Regions from separate parts of the Homo sapiens genome. Here regions 1 and 2 are each linked to region 3. Evidence: chromatin contacts called from ENCODE Hi-C or POLR2A ChIA-PET data. All regions are on one chromosome and are shown on one strand. Each heading gives the region's core, a stretch centred on a gene start or an enhancer-like site at or near the end of the contact. The rest is flanking DNA. Distances are from core to core; before and after follow the strand shown. Region 1 overlaps SETBP1 (SET binding protein 1). Region 2 overlaps SETBP1 (SET binding protein 1). Region 3 overlaps SETBP1 (SET binding protein 1).

The links. A loop is a pair of places that touch in the nucleus more often than their neighbours do. ChIA-PET counts read pairs that join two places held with the same protein, here RNA polymerase II (POLR2A). Pooled maps may share reads with other maps.
Region 1: a loop to region 3 is called in a map with no recorded cell type, with 6 times the contacts of the local background. The contact joins two enhancer-like sites. A Hi-C loop is called at or near these places in 3 of 168 maps with a recorded cell type or tissue (Caco-2, body of pancreas and heart left ventricle), 3 of 37 single-sample maps with no recorded cell type and 11 of 50 pooled maps. POLR2A ChIA-PET finds 5 or more read pairs at or near these places in 2 of 52 experiments (Caco-2 and activated CD4-positive, alpha-beta memory T cell).
Region 2: a pooled map shows a loop between it and region 3 (2.0-fold over the local background). The contact joins two enhancer-like sites. A Hi-C loop is called at or near these places in 1 of 50 pooled maps. POLR2A ChIA-PET finds 5 or more read pairs at or near these places in 4 of 52 experiments (B cell, CD4-positive, alpha-beta T cell, GM12878 and 1 more).

What each region holds. Positions count from the first base shown.
Region 1 is chr18:44,798,742-44,801,743 of GRCh38, forward strand. All of the region lies in intron 2 of SETBP1 (SET binding protein 1), which reads left to right. Among named protein-coding and RNA genes, the nearest start is that of SETBP1, 120 kb to the left of the region's middle. Within about 2 kb of position 1,475, at least 3 of the 41 ENCODE cell types and tissues checked have a DNase peak (open chromatin) inside an H3K27ac peak, as active enhancers do.
Region 2 is chr18:44,994,665-44,997,763 of GRCh38, forward strand. All of the region lies in intron 4 of SETBP1 (SET binding protein 1), which reads left to right. Among named protein-coding and RNA genes, the nearest start is that of MIR4319, 26 kb to the left of the region's middle. Within about 2 kb of position 1,772, at least 2 of the 41 ENCODE cell types and tissues checked have a DNase peak (open chromatin) inside an H3K27ac peak, as active enhancers do; they include B cell, where a contact is called at or near this core.
Region 3 is chr18:44,907,719-44,910,746 of GRCh38, forward strand. All of the region lies in intron 3 of SETBP1 (SET binding protein 1), which reads left to right. Among named protein-coding and RNA genes, the nearest start is that of MIR4319, 61 kb to the right of the region's middle. Within about 2 kb of position 1,638, at least 2 of the 41 ENCODE cell types and tissues checked have a DNase peak (open chromatin) inside an H3K27ac peak, as active enhancers do; they include B cell, where a contact is called at or near this core.

The DNA of each region.
Region 1 (3,002 bases), core at 225-2,724, 110 kb before region 3:
ATATTGCCCTAGGAATGGAGGTCACTTACGTGTAGCTCAGCTGTTTTCCTAAGCATTCAAAAGACCAAAATAACTCTCGCTTATCTCCTATCTTGGAGCCTGAGACCTGAACAAACATTATGTAGAGGTAAGTGTAACTTGCCCAAGGTCAGCCCCATACTTAGCCTGAAGTCAACTCATCCACATTTCATGCACTTGCCTCCACTGATAGGCAGTGCTAGGCCTCTGCTGGATTTTTTCCATCCTTTGGTTCCTCAGTGAATCAATCAATTATTTGCTTGTGTTTATTGGACTTCAGCTGTATATTAATTAGCCATTGTGGTGGGCACTGTGGACGAGATCTGGCCTACAAGAAACTTTTATGTGTTGGAGAAGTAAAATCAAAGCTTGAGGATTTTTATGAACAGAATTATGACTGTCATTAACATCTTATATTTGTGTAGACATTTAAAATGGCTGTGTGTTCCCCATAATAGCTTTAATAGACAGGTGAGAACCTTTGTGTAAGAGTGGACAGGGCCTTTCCATAGGTTGTTCTCTCTGCTTGGGATTTTTCCTGTTCCCTCCACTAGCCTCCTATGCATGCCCCACCTAAACTTGGCCTTGTTCTGAAGTCAGATCAAGTATAGGTTTTTTTCCGAGAAGCCTTGCCTATTAGATCCTGCAGCCACCCCAGATCACAGAAATGCAGGCATGCGTAGAAACACATTCCTTACCTCCTAAAACTCATCTCCTAAAACTGCACTCTTGCGCATGTGTGTGCTTATTGAAATGATGTCTCTCTACCTCCAGGTTGTGAGCTGGGTGTAGGGAAACCACAAAGATTGCTGCAGCATCACAGGGATAGTAATATCGCAGATGAACCATGATCACACTAGGCTTGAAGAAGGAGGATCAGTTTCAGAATGTGTAGGTTTGCTGGGGATGCGGAGCTAAAAAGAGGGCACAAGCAAGCTCTGTTGGAGGTATACTTGATAGGAGCTGTGGCCTTTGGTTAAGGACACAGCTAGCCTGGGGTGACCCAGCATGGAGGAAGCTGGGAAAACAATACTTCTGACCTCACTCACCTCCCTTTTGTGATCTCCTGCTGGTGCCCCTTCTTGGCTAAAACCAAAGGGTAAAGGAACCTGAATGTGTAGGTATAGAAATCAGCATCACTGGCTAGATAGCAGACCAAGAGGCAAGGGCAAGATGTCCTGCCCAGTGTGGAAGCTACCCCAGTCTTTGTTCCTTTCATCTCCTTTTCAGGTCAGTACCTTGGAAACTGTGGACAGCTGTTCATGACTGACAAATCATTCCCTACCAGAGTTAATATTTACTCCCCTTTGGCTACTGGGACCTTAGGAACCAGGTGTGTGATGGGCAGGGAAATTGTCAAAACTCAGGCTGGTGGTTGTCAGTGGTTTCTCTGGCCTGAGGGAAGTGGATTTTTATTTTATGCTAGGAGACCTCAAGGCTAATTATTCACCAAGTTGTGGTGGCTACCGTCTTAGCCCAACATAAATTTTAAAAATGCCTGCTTTGGATGTCATTTCCTTTTGATGTTTGGGGTAAGTGATGCTTCTGCTTTCACTTTCTTTTGGGGGCTGGGAGTCCTTTAGAAGCAGCAATGAAAAAAGCAGGGATTTATATTGGGATTCTGTTTATAATTCTTGAAGGATATCTATCCCCATTCTCAGATTTGATCTTCACACCAACCCTGGTGGCCTTCCGAGCACGGATCCGACAATCAAAATGTAAATAAACAGTTTCAAAATGGCAAGAACTTTGAAGAAAACCTGTGGTGCTGGGAAGGGCAGGAAGCTTTCCTGATGCATCTGTGCAGAGGGGTGAGCAGGAGTGAGCCAGTGAATGGAGAAGGGAAGAGCAGCCCAGCAATGAGGACGTTTTTCCAAAAGACCCCAAGAGGGAGTAGTTATGGCTGAGGAAATTTTGAGGAACTGGAAGATCCATGTAGGTCCAATGAACTGATGAGAAACAGTGGGAAATGAGACTGGAGTGAGTACCTGCCCCATCCTTGTTGACCGGGAGAGAAAATTACTGTCCCTAGCTTAAAAGCAGTGGGTGCCATTAAAAGACACATGCACACGTATGTTTATTGCGGCACTATTCGCCAATAGCAAAGGCTTGGAACCAACCCAAATGTCCATCAATGATAGACTGGATAAAGAAAATGTGGCACATATACACCATGGAATACTATGCAGCCATAAAAAAGGATGAGTTCACGTCCTTTGTAGGGACATGGATGAAGCTGCAAACCATCATTCTCAGCAAACTACCATAAGGACAAAAAACCAAACACTGCATGTTCTCACTCATAGGTGGGAATTGAACAATGAGAACACTTGGACATAGGAAGGGGAATATCACACACCGGGGCCTGTCGTGGGGTAGGAGGAGCGGGGAGGGATAGCATTAGGAGATATACCTAATGTAAATGACGAGTTAATGGGTGCAGCACACCAACATGGCACATGTATACATATGTAACAAACCTGCACATTGTGCACATGTACCCTAGAAATTAAAGTATTTAAAAAAAAAAGGTTAAGTAGGGGCAGGACAAGATCAGATTTGTTTGTAAAGAGATCCTTCTGGAAGTTCTAGGCAGCTACTCTTGTAGCTTGAGTGAGGGTTGAGGATGGGGCATTAGACAGAGAATGAGACAGGTTTGGGATCTGTTTCGAGGTAGAAGAAAGGAACTTCTTGACAGGGACATGACTGCCTTTGGAAAGTCATCCAGTTGAAGTGTGACATGAGTACTGTCACTACACAGCCATACTCAGCAGTAGAAGCCTTGACTTTGTTACCAATGAGGAGTATGTGTGTGCATGTGCACAGGTTTGCATATGTGTGTGGATTTGTGTGTGTGTTTCTCAACATTGGGACCATTCATGGTTGAATGACTTTTGAAGGTTGAGATGAATTTTATTTTTTTAATTTGAAAACAAATATTACACTTGTTTATTGAGCTTGCCATATAAAAAGAATGAGGTGTG
Region 2 (3,099 bases), core at 522-3,021, 87 kb after region 3:
ATGTACATGGTGGAATATCCATACAAAAGAAGATTGTTATCCAAGAAAATGAATGAGTCACATCTACACATATCAGCTGAATCTTAGAAATAGCATGTTGAGCAAGAGAATACATGGCCCAATATCTACAAAATTCAAAAATATGAAAAAACATACTATTCAGGGATCCATATGTATGATAAAACTGCAAAGAAAGGAGGTTGGGCAGGGTTGCCATGTATGGTTGTATATTGCACAAGGATTTCCAGCCAAGGGAGTAATTAGAGCTAAATATCAGCCCTTCAAGATACTCCCAAGCCTTTTGCCCAGGTGTGGGAATTCACCTCACAAGGAAGAAAAAGGTACTTTTCTTAAGTTTACCCAAAGGCACCTCTTGCATGTTGGGAGTAACACACATGTGAGTGTCAAAGGTATTGGCAATATAATGTGTCTTAAGCTGAGTGGCAGTAGACAACTGACCATGTTATTTACTTTTTTTTTTTTTTTTTTTTTTTTGAGATGGAGTCTTGCTCTGTTGCCCAGGCTGGAGTGCAGTGGCGCGATCTTGGCTCACTGCAAGCTCCGCCTCCTGGGTTCACGCCATTCTCCTGCCTCAGCCTCCCGAGTAGCTGGGACTACAGGCACCTGCCACCATGCCCGACTAATTTTTTGTATTTTTAGTAGAGACAGGGTTTCACAGTGTTAGCCAGGACGGTCTTGATCTCCTGACTTCGTGATCTGCCCACCTCGGCCTCCCTAAGTGCTGGGATTATAGGCGTGAGCCACTGCGCCCAGTCATTATTTACATTTTTAATGTACATTTTAAATGTGAATATGCAGACTTAATATGAAGACCACATTTTTAAAATGTACATGTCCAGGCTTTTGTGTGTGTGTGTGTGTGTGTGTGTGTGTGTGTGTGTGTGTGTGTATAAAATGTACATAGATAATTTAACATTTCTGTATTCATCCATTTATGCTGCTAGTAATTCGTAAAGAACAGAAATTTATTTATCATGGTTCTGGAGGCTGGGAAGTCCAAAATCAAGATGCTGGGATCAGTGTCTGCCAAGGACCTTCTTGGTGCATCCTCACATGGTGGAAGGTAAAAAACAAAGATGAACACTGTCTCCTCACAGGACAGAATAGCAGAAGAAAGCAAACCAACTCCCAAGAGCGCTTGTTGTATTATATAGCAGCATTAATCCATTCATGAGGGCAGGGCCCTAAACACTTCCCATTAGGCCCCATCTCCCAACACCGTTACAATGGGGCTTGTTTCCAACATCTGAATTTTATGGTCCACATATAGGCCATAACACTTACCAAATGATTTGAACTGATATTTTTTAGGAAAATGTTTTTACCAACTTTGAGAAATCAAATTTCAACAGGTCCACAGTGAAATTCAAATGAAGCTACCCCAAAAACCCAATACAGGGTTTATGTCTATTGAACATCAAGTAGCTACTGTTCTTGTTTCTTCCTCTCTCCCTCCCTCTTTTCTCTTCTTCTCTCTCAAAAAGTATAAAATACTTATGAGGCTGCAGAGAATACATGTTTCAATGAAGTCTGATAGCCAGGAGCAATATTTGCTGGGCACATGAAAAGTCTTCTCCAAAGAATGTCTCAGAGAATTACAGAGACTAGAGCCTGCTCACCCGGGGCCAGATTGTCAATACAGCAAGGCTCTCCATCTACAAGGTACTTAGGAGAAGAGGAACTTGTGGGGTGGAGTTCAGGCATCTGGGCAGAGCCAGCTTTCTCTCCTTGCCTCCATTCAGCTCTGTGGAGTCACCTCTAGGAGTGCTTCTCTGTCCACGTGTAGGCCTGACAGTGAAAGAGGAAGTATTTACAGACTGGATTTTAACTCTGTCAGGCACTGAAAAACTACCCATGAAGATGAAACTGCTAAACTGACTCTCAGAATCCTCCCCATTCATATCGAACTTTCTGATTTCCAAAGGGCTTTCCCATATGTTATCCCATTTGTGCTTCCACATACTCTGGGGGAAAGGGATAGAGCAGTAGGTACTAGCATTTCCATTTTACAAGATGGAGAACCTCAAGTCCTGAGAGGTGAAATGAGTCTTGTAACATCAAGTCAGGCAGATCTTTGGGCTGCTACTCCTATACTCTTCTTTTCCAGCCCACAGAGCACTGGATTAAGGCAGAGGCAAGGGAGAAGACAAAGGGAAAGAAGGAAAAGATATGAGGCTAGTGGAAGAAAAAGGGTAGGAAAAAGGCAAAATAATGGACACTCCTGTGCAAAAAGCAGTGAGATGGGTACAGGCAGGTCTCAGCTGACGGGAGTATCCCAGAGTGTTTCCTTCAAGACTCTTTATTGACTAGGGAAGATCAGATGAGAAAGAGGGGAAACACTTGCCATAACACAGGTGGCGTAATCAGGGATGAGGAGAACATCTTGGGAGAGTTTTGGACTAAGAGAGTTGAAGTGTAGGTCTCCCAGTTCCAGGAGCATCTCTTTGTTCTTTGTGTCACTGCATCCCCCATCAGGCTGACAGCATCTGCCCCTATGATACTAGCTGAGCCACCAGCCCTTCAAAATAGGCCTCCCTAGTCCTCTGTAGATATCACTCATAGGGACCATGATGTCAGGATGGCCTTAGGCCTTCCCAGAAACCTGCCATCTCGGGACTGCACTCTCCAGCAAGCACACACACCTTCCAGCATTGGAAGAAACCCAGGCCTTATGCTTGGCCTATTTGCCAGGTGGCTCCCAGCTCTAATCCTTAAATACTGCAGCCCATTGCCAGTGTTATGCTGAGTATTCCTGTGTAACTTTTCTGCAAAGTTCTAGCCAAGCCCTGGCAAGATGCAACTGAAGACAAAACAGTTTCCCCTTAGGTAGAGGTCACTATACAATGGAGCAATTCTTGAGATCTAAAGATCGAGGTTTTTAGACTAATGATTTGATCTCCATTGCATTAGTGTAAATTGGAAATGGATACCATATCTTTAATGCTAATTAGGCATTGCATTACTTAGTCTTCCAGGCCTCATGTAAATAACAATTAGCAATAATTTAGCAGTTGTACATGCTGGCATCTTCTAAGCCATACCATTGTATACCATTCCAAATTCCTTTGCATTAATTAG
Region 3 (3,028 bases), core at 388-2,887:
TAGGGCTTCCTTATGTGTTCTGGATAGAAGTCTTTATCAGATATGTGACTTGCAAAATTTTCCTTTTATTGTATGAGGTGTCTTTTCACTTTCATGCCAGTGACCTTCGAAGCATAACTTTTTATTAAGTTTAATTTATTATTTTTCTTGTTCCTCATGCTTTGGTGTCATATCTGGGGAGGGTTTGCCTAACCAAAGGTCAAAAAATATACTCATGTTTTCTTCTAAGAAATTGATAGCTTTAGCTCTTGCCTTTAGGTTTATGATCCACTTTGAATTTATTTGGTGTATTGTAGAAAGCAGGGCTCCAGCTCTTCTTCTTCCTCCTCCTCCTTCTTTTTTATTTTTTATTTTTTTTTTGAGACAGAGTCTTGCTCTGACACCTGGGCTGGAGTGCAGTGGCGTGATCTCAGCTTACTGCAACCTCCGCCTCCCGGGTTCAAGTGATTCTCCTGCCTCAGCCTCTTGAGTAGCTGGGATTACAGGCGCCCACCACCATGCTCATCTAATTTTTGTATTTTTAGTGGAGACAGGGTTTCACCAACTTGGCCAGGCTGGTCTTGAACTCCTCACGTCGCCACCTCGGCCTCCCAAAGTGCTGGGATTACAGGTGTGAGCCACCACACCTGGCCCCTCCTCCTTTTCTTCTTTCTCCTTCTCCTTCTTCTTCTCCACTTTCTTCTTTTGCATGTGTATATCAGCTTTTCCCAGCACTATTTATTTATTGAAAAGACTTATTCCCCATTATATTATATTAGCACCCATGTCAAAAGTCAATGAGCAATAAGTATCAGGGTTTATTTCTGGACAATCAGTTCTGTTCTATTGATTTATATGTCTTTTCTTATGCCAGTGTCACACTCTTGACTGCAATAGCTTTGTAGAAATTTTAAAATTGGGAAGTGTGAGTCCTCCAACCTTGTTCTTTTTCAAGATTGTTTTGGCTATTCTAGGTCCATGGCATTTCAATATGAATTTTAGGGTCAACTTGTCAATATCTGTAGAAAGGCTCTCCTAGATTTGTTAATGCTCTCCTAGATTTGCTAAGCCTCAATTTTCTCACGTATTTAAAAAGATTGGTAATTCATGTCCTGTAGAGTACTTGTGAAGCCCCCCAAAATATAACTCTGCTTTAAATGTTTAAAATACTAATTTCAAATCCACATTTTATATTGTTTATCTCATTTTATAAAATTCAACCAATTTTAATCCTCATTTTCAGAAAAATATATTTTTGCCATATTTATTAACCTAGCATTGTCATCATCACACCTCTGGACTCACTGAAAACTGTGACCTTTCCCAGCTTACACAAGGACCAGATTGGTTCTACTGCCAGGTACCTGTGTTAGAATTGAAGAATTCTAGATGTGTAAAGGAAAATGGCCTCACCTACCTTAAGGTGGGATGTGGTTACTCTCAGAAAGGTGAGAAGGAAGGAGCAATTGAAAGGAAGGATGAGTAAGGAGAAATGGGGAACTTCTTTAACTGCTGGCAGTGTGTAGAGAATTAGACTGAAAGTGGCTTGTCTTCAGAGGCTGGTATCTGGAGGGCAAGGCCGAGGAGAAAATGTGTTCCTGCTTGCTACTCCACCTCTAGCTGGAAAGCCCCATTATTTGAATGGACCAGAATCCAGTAATCCAGTTTGTAGGTGTCTGCTCGGCTGTCATTTGTTCTCCTGGCTGACTGCAAATATAACTCAGAGTGATGAAGATTACAAGGAAGAGTATCTTGGCCAAGGTCCAAGGCTCTGAGGTTTTCTCATTCAGTCTGTCCTCTGAACTTAGGAGGGAGTATCGTACCAATTCTGCTGCTAGGCTCAGAGTAGTCTAAAGCAGAAAGCAATCAAACCACAGCTTTTTCTCTTCTCCTGTCCCAACTATTTATAGTAACCGATGCTACTGTCACAGTTATCTTAGCTCACGTTCACTGAAAGTAAGACCTTATGCTATGCATTACCTTCATATGAAGTCAGCACAGTTATTATTATCCTGATTCTACAGATGACAAAACCAAGGCACAGACAGGTTATGTATTTTGTCAAAATTATAAATATTTAAAGGGGAGTATGTCCAGGATTGATCCGAGACGTACCATGCTATACCATGTCAACCCTCTTCTGTTTCTTGTCTCTGTAGCTCAAATAGCATTTTCTCAATTTGGCTATACTTGGAGAATCACAGAATTAGCTTACAACCCTCAGGAATTAAGACTCTTAAGAGCAGTGGCCTAATTTCATTTCTTCAAGGAAGCACCTTCCAAGATTCCGTAGATTACACTATGGTTTCTTGTCTATGAATTCCTATTGCATTCTTTCAAGAAGTCAGCACCTGAGTCCATAACTATCGGATGGGTGTTTCTGAAGGCTGAGAACTGCCCGCCGTCTGGGTTACTGGCATCATTGACAATGCCGAGACATGCCTCTTCCTCTCTGAGATTGTTGTTAACTGGAGCAGGAGGTTCTCACTAAAAACATGCCGACTCCCTCCTATGGCCTTCATGATGTAACCATCATACACATTGCTGCTGTTCTATAATAATAGGTCACCATTCAGGGACAAACAGCAATGACTGACTCATTCAAGAGATGGCGAAGGGGTGAGCGGAGGGATGACCAGGTAAAGAAAGGTGTTTTTTAGCATTTTTCCTTACCTCAGAGCTCCATTGAAACCAAATCTGGATTGACCTGATTTTCCAAACCTTTATGTCTTTGATGGAGTCAGGAAGATGAAAGAAGCTGTTGTCTGTACAACCTATTTCCCCTTCTGTGAGTTGAACTGAATTGAAACTGCTCCATGTTTATCAAAGATCAGGCAAAGATATGAGCAATGTCCTGATGTCAGTGATACGGGCCAGTGTCCTGCCCATGGTCAGCATCCTGGGTCTCCATTATTGGAAGGCCTTAACATCTTCATGAGCAACCCTTTTCTTCCCCCAGAGGAAACTAAATTTCTTGCCCTGTCATACTAAAAACCTAGAGGGGGTTTTATCTATTTTACTTTGTTTTGTAAGCGTACATAAGAACTCC